Linked DNA regions of Homo sapiens: region 1 is linked to region 2. Evidence: read pairs that join two places in POLR2A ChIA-PET (ENCODE). Cell type or tissue: MCF 10A. All regions are shown on one strand. Each heading gives the region's core, and the rest is flanking DNA. Links, peaks and the distances in the headings are about the cores only.

Evidence for each region. Peaks named below come from ENCODE experiments on the same cell type or tissue, not always from the same donor. Only the 100,000 strongest peaks of a DNase experiment are listed, where the experiment ranks them.
Region 1: POLR2A ChIA-PET joins it to region 2 with 12 read pairs; 4 of 35 experiments call an interaction of 5 or more read pairs at or near these places.

What each region holds. Positions count from the first base shown.
Region 1 is chr6:156,716,589-156,724,731 of GRCh38, forward strand. No RefSeq gene overlaps it. Among named protein-coding and RNA genes, the nearest start is that of ARID1B, 57 kb to the right of the region's middle. RefSeq lists silencers at 3,407-3,726, 4,847-5,141 and enhancers at 4,327-4,396, 4,701-5,249. In MCF 10A, for the core only: no CTCF peak of the experiment used is centred there; DNase peaks (open chromatin) are centred at 2,263, 3,503, 4,553 and 4,913.
Region 2 is chr6:157,030,923-157,039,065 of GRCh38, forward strand. The region is part of intron 4 of ARID1B (AT-rich interaction domain 1B); the gene reads left to right. Among named protein-coding and RNA genes, the nearest start is that of MIR4466, 260 kb to the left of the region's middle. In MCF 10A, for the core only: a CTCF peak has its summit at 3,728; a DNase peak (open chromatin) is centred at 3,729.

The sequences.
Region 1 (8,143 bases), core at 1,492-6,491, 310 kb before region 2:
GGCGGCATGCGCCTGTAATCCCAGCTACTCGGTAGGCTGAGGCAGGAGAATCGCTTGAACCTGGGAGGCAAAGATTGCAATGAGCTGAGATCGCGCCACTGCATTCCACCCTGGGCAACAGAGCAAGATTCTGTCTCAAAAAAAAAAAAAAAAAGCTTTGGTTGAACTTCATCACAGCACTTTGTATAGGAGTGAGAAATTACTACCTAGATATTTAATAGGTGAATAGTAATAAACCAAAGAAATATTCTTACACAGAACTCATTTGCAGCCATTAAAATTGTATTTTTAAATGAATATTTAGTGACACAATGAAATGTTCACTATATTATTATACATTAATGTTATATTAAATTTAAAAATATAGGATCCCCAAACATTAATAATTATAAATATATACATAACACAGAGCTACAGATGCACACATATATACATGTGTTTCTGTGTATATATTATATATGAATGTATACATATGACATATAATGTATTTATGTGTACATATATGATATGCTGCATTTATATCTACATATATAGAGACATATAAGGTATACTGGATTCTGTAGGGGGGGGGGCACAGAAAAACCTGGAAGTTTATATACCAAAAAGATTTTGAAGTAGTTAGAAGTGGGTTTCTCTGAATGTAGAGATGGGGAGTGACTTTTCCTTTTTTTTCTCATCTAATCTGTATTTCTTATGTTTCTACAGTGAAAATGTAAAACTAGTGACTGTGGAGAACAATTTGGCAGTATCTAATAAAGTTGTAGATTGTATACTTAAAATCCTGAAACATTTCCACTCCTGGATGAAAGTCTTTACACATGCACAATGCAACACATACAAGAAGGTTCACAGCAACACGGTTTATAATAGAGAAAAAGTGGAAACAAGGCCAGGCGCAGTGGCTCATGCCTATAATCCCAACATTCAGGAGGCCAAGGCCAGAGGATTGCCTAAGCCCAGGAGTTTGAGACCAGCCTGGACAACATATGAGACCTCCTCCCTAAGAAACATAAAAAATAATTAGCCTAGTGTAATGGCACACACCTGTGGTCCCAGCTGCTTGGGAGGCTGAGGTAGGAGAATAACTTGAGCCCTGGAGGTTGGGGCTGCAATGAGTCAAGATCATGCCACTGCACTCCAGCTTGGATGACAGTGCAAGACCCTGTCCGGAAAAAAAAAAAAGATGTAAACAACTTATATCCATCAACAGAAGCATGGCCATTCTAGACAAAGGACGCTTCGGCAGCAGAGCTGCTGTCATCAATGTGTATATATCAGAAAAATATTGTGATATAGCTGGAGCGATACAGCTGCCAACTGTAGAAATGTAAGTGCAGTATGATATCGTTCATATAAAAATTGTTTGAAATGCAAACTAACACTTTATGGTGTACTGTGTATGTGTATACGCCTGTGCATATGTAGTAAACCTTTTAATGCCTGGGAACGATAAACACCCAGTGTAAGGTAATATTTATCTCTGGAATTTGAAGAAGGAAAATGAGATTAGGAAGGAGGAAACGTCAGTGGTGGGGGCTTCGATTACATCTGTAAAGCCTTATCTCTTGGGCTATGTAGTGGACTACATATGGGTTTTTGTTTGTTTGTTTGTTTTGGGTTGTTTTTGAGGGAAGGTCTCATTCTGTTGCCCAGGCTGGAGTGCAGTGGCACAATGCTGGCTCACGGCAGCTTCAAACTCTCTGGCTCAAGTGATCTTCCCACCTCAGCCTACATATGTTTATTATAAAATTCTCTGTAGGTTTTTGTATGCCTGAAATGTTTCATAATTTAAAAGTAGTACTCATATAATGAAATTTTAAAATTAAAATTTAATTTAAATGTGTCTCTGAGAATGTAATTAGTTGAAGGTACAATCATAAACTTCAGGAATAATTTGGAAAAATATTTTTACATTTTTATTTCTGGCAAAAACAGGATTTCCAAACCAGAACATATAATTTCTCCAAAAACAGAAATGATTTTTAATGACAATATTTTATTGTCATTATTACTCAATTTTGTTTAAAACCCAAAGTATCTCCATCAGAGGGAAAAATTAAGACAAAACACTTCCCTTCCTAAAAAAAAATATGTCTAAAAGAGGGAGTTAGTGAAGACATTGAATCTGTAAAAAGTGGTAGTCATTTTATTCTACCAACATATTCTAAATTTAGAGGGAAATCCACGGCTAGAGCAGCCCCTGGGTGACTCAGCCCAGCTTCCAGGCTTGGCAGAGCCAATCAGCACAGTGTGGCCGACTCCGCCAGGGGCTGGATTACACATCTGCACGCGGTTCAACAGCTTCGTTAGTGACACAGAGTCAAGCTAGCTTGAAAAGCAGGTAAGGAAAACACTCGGCGCATTCCACATTTTCCCTTAAGGAGAATTACACCTTCAAGTCAAGCTGCATTTTGCATGCCTAGGACCCCCAAAACACTATTTAAATTATGTACAGAAACCATTTCATCCCCAGTGAAATATATTTGTCTCTTCCGGAGAAATAAGGGGTGACCCAGTCCCCAAAGAGTCCACCCCCCAGGGTGAAGACCCCCGCTCCGCAAGGATCACAGGTGGGTGTTCCAAGGCATCCACACTCTGGTTTTGTTTTTTTTTTTTGTTTTTTTGTTTTTTGGGTTTTTTTTTTTTTTGTATCAACTTCTCTTTTTTTTTTTTTTTTTTTTTTTCCGAGACGGAGTCTCCCTCTGTCTCCACACTCCAGCCTGGAGTGTGGTGCGATCTTGGCTCACTGCGAGCTCCGCCTCCCGGGTTCAGGCGATTCTCCTGCCTCAGCCTCCTGAGTAGCTGGGATTACAGGTGCCCGCCACCAGGCCTGGCTAATTTTTTGTATTTTTAGTAGAGACTAAAAATTCGCCATGTTGTTTCGCCATGTTGGCCAGGCTGGCCTCGAACCCCTGTCCTGAGGTGATTCACCCACCTCGGCCTCCCAAAGTGCTAGGATTACAAGCATGAACCACCGCGCCCTGCCATTAACGTCTCTTAAAGCACACACTCTGTCTCAAAGGCTGGAGGGTTTGGGAACGTTCTCGTCCTTTCTGTGACCCATCTACCACAGTCTTGGGGGTAAAAGCCCCGGTTTAAAAAGCTGGGAAATTCCACCTCATGGCCACGCGGTCTCAGCAGCTCTGGCGACTGGGAAACGTAGGGTTACAGGGCGGTAAAGATCATCAGAAAGGAGGGCTGAGGAGAGAAACTAAAGACTAAAGGTGAGAGGTCACAAACCCTGAAATTAGTAAAGATCTACGTTGTCGGGGGTGGGGGTGCGTGTGCGCCCAGCAAAAAGCCTCTGCGTCCACACAGGGATCCACCGCGGGGCTTCTGGAACTCACAGGCTCCCTCGGAGCCTTCAAAGACGCGACCTGATTGACAACAATTTTGTTTACACACCACACGCCCTGGGAAAGCCACACACCAGTGCCGGCGTTCCAGACGCTTCCTCTGCGCAGAGCCGGCCCAGGACGGGGGCGGGGCGGGCCCTGTTGCTCAACTCACCTCTCCCGCCCCGCACCCGCTCCCCGGGGAGGCGCCGACCCAGCGAAACTGGTGCATGTGTCAGCCGCCCAGCACCGGCCCAGGAGGCCGGCCGCGCCGCAGGCCGGCCTGGGAAAACGCCCAGCGGCTGCAGGCCTCCCGCTGCGCGCTGCGTGGTTCTGCACTGCACTCAGGACCTGTCAGGAGCAACACACACGCACATGCACACGCCCACACACATGCACACAGACACACACGTGCACACACTGCGTCGGTAGGAATAGCTCAGAGGTGCCCTTCCTTTCCAGGCAAAGTGCTTAGTAGCTGAATTCAGCGAGAAGAAATCATCCAAAGGTAACCCTTGCTCTGAGCCCTCCCCAGGAAGAAGAGAGAGGTCACTCTGGAAAAGCCTGGAACCTTCTCTCGCTTGAGGGTGCGGACAGCAGCCCACCTCCCCTTTGGCTAGGCCAAAGATCTCTCCTTCCTTTTAGGCCTAGCTTTCCCTGTCACTAAAAGGGCTACATTTATCCTTAAATATCATCTAAGCTGAAATACTACTACATTGCTTTGCAGTCGGTCATAGTGGAATCTTAGTTTCAGAACTACATTCAACACCTACTGCGCAGAAGCACCACATGGACACTGCCACAAAAATTAACACAGTGGATCCTAACAGAGCTGAATGGGGTTGCTGTGAATATCTCCCTAGTAAGATAGGAAAAAGGCCCATGTGGGCTATGATATTTGTATAAAGTGGTGTCGATGAGCTCATTGCAGGACTAGCTATTTGAACTTAAGTTTCAATGAAGTGTAAATGAGAACTGACTTCACCCTTGACTTTTATTTTTCTCTCCAAGTATTTCTCACTAGCCATTTTCATTTCCTCCTTTTCCTACCATTCTCACCCTCATCTTTCTACCCTCTTCTTGAAGCAGAGCACTTTTTCTCCACACTCTGGAAGGCCAGAGAGGAGAGAGGATTAGAGGCCCGTAAGCAGGGGAAATCCTATCCATTAGAAAAGGACAAGGGCAGAACAGGGGACTTCCGTGCTTCTCCTGCCAAGTTAATACGCTAGGAGAAGCAGCTGGGTCGGGTCTGGACACGCTTTTCTGTTCTGCAGCTCACAGAATTTTTTTTGTCACTTTAACTTCAGTGATCTCCGGTGCCCCCGAAGGCAAGTAGCACACCTGAATCATTAAGCTTCAGATGAGTTGAGTTCAAAGTTTTATTTTCTACTTTTAAAGCCCTCAATAAATTAGGGCAAAGGTACTGGGAACCCAGCCTCTTGCCCTGGCGTTCCTCTGGGATTGTTAAGGTTGGCTAAGCAATCTGCTCTTGAGAAACCAGGTGTAGAGAGACCTGGGTGGAGAGATCCGGGGGTTGTTTGTGGAACTTTCTCCTCCTCTGTGGCATATGCCAGCGTCTCTCAGGAGCAATCCTGCAAGGTTGCCTCCAGAGCTAGGTGGTGTCGACCTGTCTTTGTTATGCAAGTTGCTGAACTCACAGTGTTCCAGCGGAGTGTTCCTGGCCAGCGCATGAATGAGGAAATGGGTCGACACGAATTCTGGGCAGCAGGATTGGAATGCAACACCTCCCCACCCCTGCCTTCCCTGCACCCCCATCTTCTTGGGATAGCTGATACTCGAAGAGAAGCTAATGCTTGATTAAAGTGATACAATACTGTGTAGTCAGACGAACATTCTGAACAAATCTAAGTTGATCTTTTAAAAAACAATTAATTCTTACTGTTGTTGTTGTTGTTGTTGTTGTTGTTTTCTTTTCTTTTCTTTTCTGAGACAGAGTCTCGCTCTGTCACCCAGGCTGGAATGCAGCGGCACCATCTCGGCTCACTGCAACCTCTGCCTCCCGGGTTCAAGCGATTCTCCTGCCTCAGACTCCCAAGTAGCTGTGATTACAGGCGCCTGCCACCAAGCCCGGCTAATTTTTGTATTTTTAGTAGAGACGGGATTTCACCATGTTGGCCAGGCTGGTCTCAAACTCCTGACCTCAAGTGATTCACCCACATTGGCCTCCCAAAGTGCTGGGATTACAGGCATAGACCACCGCGCCCGGCCTAATGGCCTAATTCTTTCTTTTCTGTTTCTCTCATCTTTATGTGGAATCACGTTTTGTCCTGGCTCTCAGGTTTTTACGTTTCCAGCAAAATAGTTGTTTTTAAGATTTTTACATTGTATTAACAGAGGGGAATTATTGTTTTTTTCTCTGAACACTGCCTGCCTGCATATCCCCTGCCTCTGGAGCAACTAACATGCTTTTGAATTCTGGCTGCAGAAGTGACATTTGGTGTCATTTTCCAGGTGGTGCTGACTGTCTCCCCAGGAACAATGCGGAGACCCTGGGATTTTGTATGTAGGGTCTGAGACACAGGCGGGAATGTAGAGCAACAGAAGGAAGTTCTCTTAAGGTTGCTTCATTCCAGACCCCTGGGATGCCCCCACAATTACACCAAAATTCTGTTCTGGAAGATCTGCCCACTCCAATCAGATTCCCAAGGCCAAGACAAACAATAAAACGCATGACCATCACAACAAAAGGAGGTGGGAGGATAAACTATGGTGAGGTCAGCCCCCTAAAGAGTGAGCTTATTGGCCGAGGCGGCCAACACGCCTGTAATCCCAGAACTTTGGGAGGCCGAGGTGGGCGGATCACGATGTCAGGAGATGGAGACCATCCTGGCTAACACGGTGAAACCCCGTCTCTACTAAAAATACAAAAAAAAAAAAAAAAATTAGCCGGGCCTGTGGCACACACCTGTAGTCTCAACTACTCAGAAGGCTGAGGCAGGAGAATCACGTGAACCTGAGAGGCGGAAATTGCAGTGAGCCGAGATTGTGCACTGCACTCCAGCCTGGGCGACAGAGTGAGACTCCGTCTCAAAAAAAAAAAAAGAAAGAAAAAACAACAGGCTGGGCGCTGTGGCTCACGCCTGCTGTAATCCCAGCAGTTTGGGAGGCCAAGGCAGGTGGATCACCTGAGGTTGGGAGTTCGAGACCAGCCTGGCCAACATGGTGAAACTTCGTCTCTACTAAAAATACAAAAAAAAAAAAAAAAAAAAAAAAAAAAAGCTGGGAATGGTGGCGCGTGCCTGTAATCCCAGCTACTTGGGAGGCTGAGGCAGAAGAATCACTTGAACCCGGGAGGCGGAGGTTGCTGTGAGCCAAGATTGCACCACTACACTCCAGCCTGGGCAACAGAGCGAAACTCCGTCTCAAAAAAAAAAAAAAAAGATTGAGAATATTGATTTCGTTCACATCTTCTTTTTGAATGGACTGGAAATTAGAATTTAAAAAAACAGAGACTTTCTTCCGGAAGATAACAAAAAGTGAAAGTGAACCACTTTCTACAGGTAAAGGAAATACCTCTCATTGTGCTTCATAAAGTGATCTAAACCTATTGGAAGTGACATCCAGGAGACATACAAGCTCACATGGATGAATGAGGCTAGCATGCTGTGAGCTCCAGGAAGTTTGAAAGAAGCTGAGAAATGGCCCCATTGCTCATGACCATCCAAGGCAGTCTCCAGTGATCTTCATGGTGACACCAGCCACTTCTCTTCTTATGTTATTTACTAGTAGGTGATATCAGTCCCTTCTCACACTGCTCTAAAGAACGCCCGAGACTGGGTAATTTATCAAGGAAAGAGATGTCATTGACTCACATCCACATGGCTGGAGAGGCCTCAGGAAACTTACAATCATGGTGGAAGGGGAAGCAAACCCGTCTTCTTCACGAGAGAGAAGTGTCAAGCAAAGCAAGGAAAAGCCCCTTCTAAAACCATCAGATCTCATGAGAATTCACTCACTATCATAAAAACAGCATGGGGATAACCGCCCCCATGATTCAATTAACTCCCACCAGGTCCCTCCCATAATACGTGGGGATTACAGGAACCACAATTCAACATGAGATTTGGGGTGGGGTGCGGTGGCTCATGCCTGTAATGCCAGCACTTTGGGAGGCCAAGATAGGCAGATCACAAGGTCAGGAGGTGGAGAACAGCCTGGCCAACATGGCGAAACCTTGTCTCTACTAAAAATACAAAAATTAGCCAGGCGTGGTGGCACATGCCTGTAATCCCAGCTACTCAGGAGGCTGAAGCAGGAGAATTGCTTGAACCTGGGAGGCAGTGGTTGCAGTGAGGCGAGATCGTACCACTGCACTCCAGCCTGGGCAACAGCAAGAGTCCGTCTCACAAAAAAAAAAAAAGGGCCAGGGGCCCCGTGATTCACGCCTGTAATCCCAGCACTTTTGGGGGCCCAGGAGGGCAGATCACCTGAGGTCGGGAGTTCAAGACCAGGCTGACCAATATGGAGAAACCGCATCTCTACTAAAAATACAAAATTAGCCAGGTGTGGTGGTGCATGCCTGTAATCTCAGCTACTTAGGAGGCTGAGGCAGGAGAATTACTTGAGCCCAGGAGGTGGAGGTTGTGGTGAGCTGAGATTGTGCCATTGCACTCCAGCCTGGGCAACAAGAACATAACTCGGTCTTTAAAAAAAAAAAAGGGGGGGGGGTGAGATTTGGGTGGGGACACAGCCAAACCATGTCATTGACGTTCTGCTTAGAGTGAAGGATCCCTTTCCACTTTACTCAAGAGAATGGTCATGCTTATAGTACTTTATCTCAGTGTCCT
Region 2 (8,143 bases), core at 1,465-6,464:
TTCCACTGCTGGCTAACGGTGCACTGAGCGATTTCAGCAAGCCATGTCCTTCAGCCGTCATGTGGTCTGTCATGCTAATGAGGAGAACGAGGAGAATTAATAAGTAAAAGAGGAATGCTGGCAGTGGCTTATGGTTGGTTTTTTTTTTTCTTAAGAGTTCTATGTTTTTAATGGATTAAAATCCCAAAAAGTTAATAAAATAATAATAAAGAAAAACACGGAACAACTTCTTTGTTTGATAAAATTAAAACTTTGCAACCCATATGCTTCTCCTGCAGTTTAAATTGTCATAAATCCTGGAACATGGTTTTGGAGAGCAGTTTATTTATTAGTGTCTACTTTTCCTTAATGTAGGTAAAAGTATGATTAATGGAATAGGTTGTAGTTGGTGTATTGGACTTGTTGGCCCAATCAAGGGAGATACAGCAAACATTGTAAGGAGAGTATTTTTATCCCCTGGACACCAATGTAGGCAAAAATTATTCTTTCCAAGAGCATCTAAATTCTTGGTAATACCCTTGCAGATAAATATTATTGTGACTGGAAATTTAATCAATTTCTTGTTGATTGTTACTAGCCTCCTCTCCTCACCTTTATTCCCCTTTGGGCAGAACAGCTCACTTGTGTAATTTTGCCTTTCCCATCCTTGCCTGGAATTGGAGGCAAAATCTATATCATTTTAATGTTTAATTATGGTAAAGGTATGATATCTATAATCACTGGAAAAAATAAAGGAATATTCTTCATCACAGTTATTCAAATGGAAAATTAAAATGGAGTCACCCCCTCCTCTTGTTATTTCACAATAAATTACAGTTTGATCAAATATTTAAATGTAAAAAAGTCAAATATATTAAAAGAAAACAAATGAAATTTTTTTTTTTTTTGAGATGGTGCCTCACTCTGTTGCCCAGGCTGGATGGAGTGCAATGGTGCGATCTCACGGCAACCTCCGCCTCCCTGGTTCTAGCTGTTCTCCTGCCTCAGCCTCAGCCTCCCAAGTAGCTGGGACTACCGGCATGCGCCACCACGCTCAGCTAATTTTTGTGTCTTTAGTAGAGACAGGGTTTCACCATGTTGGCCAGGCTGGTCTCGAACTCCTGACCTCAGGTGATCCTCCTGCCTCGGCCTGCCAAAGTGCCGGGATTACAGGTGTGAGCCACCACGCCCGGCCCAAAATGAATATTTTTTAAAATGCTGCAGTGAGGAAGACATTTTCCAGCATGGCACAAACTCTAGAAGCTTGGGGAAAACAAATGGATACATTCAAATATTTAAAATGTCAAATTTTTTGTTTTTAATTTCTTTACATTAACACAGTTATGAGCATTTTCCCGTGTTACAAACTATCTCTTAAAACCTGAATTTTTCATGATTATTAATGCTCTATCATGTGAATATACCATACTTTAACCATCTCCCATATTTGTACGTTTTTTTCTAATATGTTATTTTAAATAATGTGGTACACATGCTTAATATATAAATGGTAGATCACAAATTATAACTTGAAGATAGCTCTTTCTAGCGGCTTGATTGCTGGATAAATGGGCATGAGTATGTTTGAGGATATTGATATGTAATGGAAGATTGTTTTCTGGGCGGGTCATTCTTAGCTACAGGCCCACCATAGATGTTGAGAAACCTAGGTGTACACATAAACCTGGACCACTATATTTTTAATTTTTGCTACCTTGAAAGATAAGATGTTTATTCACATTTCCATGATTATTAATTGACATGGAACAATGGGTAATGTTATTATTGACTTATTTTGTTAACTAATTACTTTTAATTGAACAAGAAGCACATGTAGTTGGTGGGAAAAGTTCTTAGATTGATGTGTTTCTTCCATTTCTTTCCAAAAATATTCTAAGTACATCAAGTATATGACTCACCCCCACCTTTTTTAAAAAAAACTGATGGTAGCTTACTGTGCACACCCTTTCCATTCTTTTTACTTAATAGAGTATCCTGGAAATCTTTTCTTGTCTGCACACATAGATTTACCTCTGTCTTTGTAACAGAAGCATAGTCTTCTATGTTCGACTATACAGTAATTTACTGTAAACTCCCTTGGCAATGAAAATTTGGTTATATTCACTTTTCACTGTTACAAACAACTCCAGTAAACATCGTTTTAAATATTTATTTTTATACTTTAGGATCAGTGGAATTGTTGGGGTTAATACTTGCGTAATCATATACATGTGCATTTTGATTGATACTGCCAATTGTATTTTATTCCAGTATATATTTTCATCAGCAGTGCAAGGCTGTGATTTGAATAATTACCCAAACCTGTGTATATGTTGTAATTATTACAAGGTTTAATCTTTAGTACAATATGACTTTATTTGTATTCCTTTAATTATGAGTATCGTTCATTATACATTGTTATAAATGAGCATTATTTCTCACTTTAGTTCCTCTTTTTGTGACAGTGTGATACTGATTTTAGAACTATTTAAAAAAATAAATTGCAGCATAGTTTTGGCATTGCTTTATTTTGACGATAATGCTGCTAGAATTAGTATACTCTGTTTTCAATGAGTGCTTTACATTGTGAACATAAAAAGGACGTTGAAAGTGAAAGAGAAAGGAAAGTACGGCCAGTTTTACTTCCAAATTCAGGAATTCTTGTTTTCCCAATTTTCTTACTGGAATGATTGGAAATTAAGGTGATTTGTGTTATTTTTGGTGGAGGTGGGCCGTAGGGTAATTGGGAAAGAGATGTCAATTGAAGGTTTTTGTGCTTTAGGAGAGTGAGGACTGTAAATGGCTTAGCTGCTGCTGAACTTTACAGACTGAACTTTCACAGAGCTCTTAGAGGTTCTCTACAAATGGAATCCTTTTAGGCACTTGTGTTATAAAATGTTGATTGTAACATTTGAAATAAGTGTGAGTTAATGGAAAGGGCCTTGTCTTTGCCTTTAGGAAGTTTCTACTTTGTTATCCTAAACCTGCCCCTTCACACCTCTGTACTTCAGGAACCCTTGAAAAGTTCTCTCTCCCATTGAAGTGAAACATGGGTCTCATCAGAGTATTCAAATTTGTCTCTGTATTTGTTACAGTGTCTGTGTGGAGGAGGAGAACGTTGGCTATTATGTCCTAATTTTACATTTGATTAAACCTGTGACTTTTTTTTTCTTACTGCTAATTTTTAAGTCTCCCCACATCAAAGTTAAAAAGAAAAATAACACAATGAATAATCTTATCTTTTCATTTATGAATTAGAATTTATTTTTGACTGTATAATGGATACTTAAATACATTTCACTTAGATATTTATACCTAAGCTAAACTCATTTTCTTATGACATTAGGCACAAAACATTGCATTTAATAAATATCTGCACAGTATTTATTATGAATGAGTGATGGTCTTTTTGAGATTAGAGCAGATAAATGCAGATTATAGGCAAAGAATTAGTATTTTAGCATCAATGCTGTGTCTTCCCAGTACAGTATCCAGTCTTTCCATTGAGAATTTCCCAAATTTTTCAGTTGTATATTCTTGTTTTAATCGGATTAACACAGATCTACTTCTAATTTATGTATAAGAATGATGGGTGGTTTTGTCTTATGAAATATAGTTATTGACTTTTCTGTTATTGTTGTTCAAATTTATGACAAAAGGAACAAAAAAGCTTAGCTGATTTCGGCCGGTAAGTTTAATGACTACTACCTGGAAATTAAGTGTGAAAGTTGAAATACTCCTTTGCTCCCACTAGAGGGGGATTCCTTCCAACTTAGGTAAAAATGCTCTTAGACTCAGCGTGAAAACCTTGTGTGACATTGATATTCCCTTTGTATTAAATTGAGGATAACCTCATGTTTTTAAAATCAGCTGATTTTCTGTAGTTGCTGATATTAAAATCTTACAGAAATAGAGGATGTAAAGGATACTTGAACTAGGGTACATATATATGTAAACAATAGTGCTTTTGAACAAAACATAAATACTTTTGTAGAGTTGCTGTAATTAAATTCGTTTAAAGGTATATTAAGAGTTTCAAAACAATTCCCCCAGCCCTCCTGGAGATAGAATCTGGGGTGAAGGGTGCCCTGGTGGGATCTGACTCCCTCCTCCCACCCACAAGGTCTGTCACTGTCTCTGTCTGCTGAAATAGCCACAGGGAGAGTTCTAAATTTCACACGAAAGCTTTGATTTGCTCTCACCTCAAGTTGTCAAATATATTAAAGCCTTATCTTTAAATAGAGCTCTATTTGCTATTGAATTTTCTTGTTACATTGACTTTTTATAATATGATAAAATATGCAGAACTCACTGAAGATTTTTTCTTGCAAAGTTAAACTGTAATATATTTTAAAAATAATTCTATTTGTGTTAAAAATAGCACATCAAGGGTGAGGTATGCAGATATGATCTATATGTGTAATTCACAAGCAAATGTCATACGATGTTCACAGTATTTAAGATTCAGCATATTTCCTGTTCGCGTTTTTCCTTTAAAGTCTCCAATGTTGATTAGAGGTTTTAATTTAAAAAATAGTTGAGGTTAGTAACCTAGCATTGTGAAAGTCAGGGCTTGGGAAATTCAAACATGTAATCTTTTTTCCTTTTCTTAAATGAAAAGTCTATAATAAGGCCTTGTTTCTAAATCTAACAGCCTTGGAAATTAAAATGTAAACAGAAATGCTGTCAGTGAAACTTACAATGATTTTTTCTACTATAATTGATCCAACATTTCAGTCTTTAGCCTAAAATCATATTTGGTATCAGCAACATATGGTTTTCTATGAAAACGAGGCTGCTCATCTCCATCCCTAATGGTAGTATCTTTCTTTTGCTTTCCGCACCAGGCTCTGCCAGTGCCAGGGGGTGGTCAGTGAGCCTGGCTTTCAGTGAAGCAGTTGGAGAAGACAATTTGCTTCCTTGTTTCTTCTTTTGACCCTTTTAACTTTCATACTGGATGAAAGTCTTATTGTCATGGCCTTCCTTTCTATATTTTCTGTCCACAAGGGAAGAATACAATTTTGTTTTATAGCAGGATACATTAGATAGGCCTATGTGCCTTCTACTTAAACACCTGCCACACATGCCTAGTTTTAAAAGGTTTAAAACTGACAGTGAAGCCTGTTACAGTCTGATATTGCCCACCCACCCCGTCTTCCTCTTTAAAAATACTCAGATGTGTTCTGTTGCCTTCTTTCCTTGTTCTTTTCCATCGTGTATTGGTACTTTGCAATAGTCAAAGTTAAAAGCTTTACACACGACACTGAATAATTATGTTTAAAAAACAGTAATTATCAATACACGTTTTGTTCCTCGCAGCTTTTTAAAATTCATGTTAATGAGCTCTGTCTTCTATGCATGAGACTGACAGGCAGTCTTGAAGTTTTGCCATCATTTCACAACTTGTTGCTTAGACACTGCCTGCCTTTTCCAGAGTATTGCTTTCAGGAACTCTTGCTCTGCAACATTCCAGAGATCCAGCGCTGCCCACTCTGATCTGAGCAGGACAAGAATCTACTGGTAGCACACATGCATAGTGAGATTGCTCTACAAAGGGCAGCTTCCCCTCACTGTCTGTCAGTAAAAGACCAAAAGGCATATGCAACATGTTGTGATTTAGGTGAGAAGGATGATTCTACTCACTCCCTGGATTGTTTTTGAGGAACTTCAACCACTACGTCCACATGATGGCAGATGGATTCATTTGATAGGAGCTCCCGCCGTCTTATAGAACTGAAACCCAGACGGTGACTGGGATTTCAGCCCAGCTCTTGAAGATACTCACAGATCTCTCTTTCTTGACAACTGACATAAATGGAATGCCAGTTTTCTCAGAACTCTCAATTCTAGGCCATGCCTGTGTCTGGTTTCTGTGGCTAGACTCAAAGAGGTTTTTGATAGTGCCTAAATTATGTTTTTCCTTATGATTTCAGGTTGAAGTCTTGGCCTCGGAGGATGCAGCCTTTGGACTCAAGGTGTGTAGTCTGGTGTAGTTCATTGTGGAGGTTTTTGTCAGTTCCTCCTAGGTGGATTTGAAGGTTCAACAGAGGGGACTTATTTTTTTTTTAATCATAATCAAAACACTGAGGTTTAAAAATCTTCACAAGTTTAAGATTTCTCTTATTGTGATTAAGATTAGACTGTGGTAGTATTTTCATTACCTTCTTTGTTGTGTAGAAAGAAACAATACAGGAAAACAAGAGTTTCGTTTAGCAGTAATTGACTTTTAAATTTCAATTCGGCATAGCACAAGATTTGCTTAAATTTTGCCCCAGTTTGGGGCTACTGAAATGTAAGATGTTATCAGAGTGCTGTATTTAGTTCATAGCTCCAGTGTTATTCATTGATTTATTAAACGTCCCCGCTTCAGACAGAACCCCTACCGTCCAGTTACAACCGGATTGAAAACCCAGCTCCTTCCCGTGAGGACCTCATGACCAGCTGACAGATCTAAGCCTATAAGCAGATAAATCATCCCACAGGGTAGCTGTATCCATGCAAGAAACATGCCAGAGGCTGCGAGTCGGGTGGAGTGGAGAATGGGAAGGCTTTCTAGGAGGTGGATCCCTGGGCTGAGTTTTGAGGGCTTAGGTTATACTGAGGCAAGAAAGGAGGGCAGGAGAAATGAGAGCTATTTTCGGGTAGAACAGCCACCATGAAAAATATCTGAGGAAGCTAAAAGTAGTTAAGTTTCTGTCTGTGTGGCAAGATCTGAGACTGGAGAGGTTAAAGATAACTTTCTCCTATAAAAAATGGTAAGCTATTAAAAGATTTTAAGCCAGGTAGTGGTCAGATTTGCAATTTAGACAGATGACTTTGGCCACTTTTTGGAGGACGGATTAACCAGAGACCAGTCAAAAGCAGTTGAATAGACCCAGTAAAAGTGAACACAGGCCTGAGCTGGCATAGTAGAAGCAGTGTCAGAGGGCAGAGGACTGGCAACCGCAGTGTGCAGGGTCTGGTGCCTGCTGGGGTATGCAGAGTAGGAAAAGAGGAGCTCAAGATGAGTCCAGGGACAATATGGTGTCACCCTGAGATAGAGAACACAAGAGGAAGAATTACAGATTTTTAAAAATTATAATCTTCCAGACCTGAATTGTCGATCAAATTACTTGCCTTTTGTACATATTTCCTGATAATTTTTAAATTTGTTAAATTTTGAGTAAATTGGGAGGCATTTGCCTTTTGTACATATTTGGTGATAATTTTTAAATTTGTTAAATTTTGAGTAAATTAGGAGACACTTATTAGAGAACTCTGATTTCATTTTCATATAGAGGTGTAGAAGTATAGGGTAGGTGCCATCAGTTACTTCGGAAGTCAGTTTGGGAGGATAGGAAGGTTGGTAGAAACTATTACAGAACACCAGGTATTGGTGATGACCCTCACGTGACTCCTCCATGTGCTACATCTTTGGCTTGAAACCAAGTTGGATTATTTATATATACATATATATATTTTACCATTTTTTTATCCTATATGCTTGACATTTCAAAAGCACAGTCTACCAGTTGTACAGTAATGACAGGTAAGATGACACTGTAATGCTACCAAAAGCAAAGTTTCTGAGGTTACAAATGTAGCACAATTTTACATTCATAAATATATGAAGAAAATTAAATTAATACTTTATAAATACTTGATACAACTCAAGTTTATAACCCTAATAAATTTTTTATGTTTCTGTATCTGCCAAAAATTACTAAAAGAAATTATTCTAAATAGAACCTAATTCAGTATTATTTACAGTATTTAACATATGGTTGTCTTGTGAATTTTTCATTTTTTATTTAATGCCCAGCATACATGTGGAATATTCATTGCATTTTTAATAGACCTGTAGGGTCAGTTCTTAGGAGCTCATTTTCATAATCCTTCATACTTACTGAGTATGCAGCAACGTTATAGAAGATTAGTGTAGCCAGCAGCTCTCATAGTCTGCCCTGCTGTGTGAAGCTTCCGTGTTTGTTCTGTGGCCAACCTAACAGGTTCCTTTTGTAGCCTTAACTTTTTTTTTTTTGAGACTGGGTCTCACTCTGTTGCCCAGGCTGGAGTGCAGCGGCGCGATCATGGCTCATTGCAGCCTCAACGTCCCAGGCTCAAGCGATGCTCCCGCCAGCCATGTGCCACCATGCCTGGCTAATTTTTTATAAAAATGCAGGTC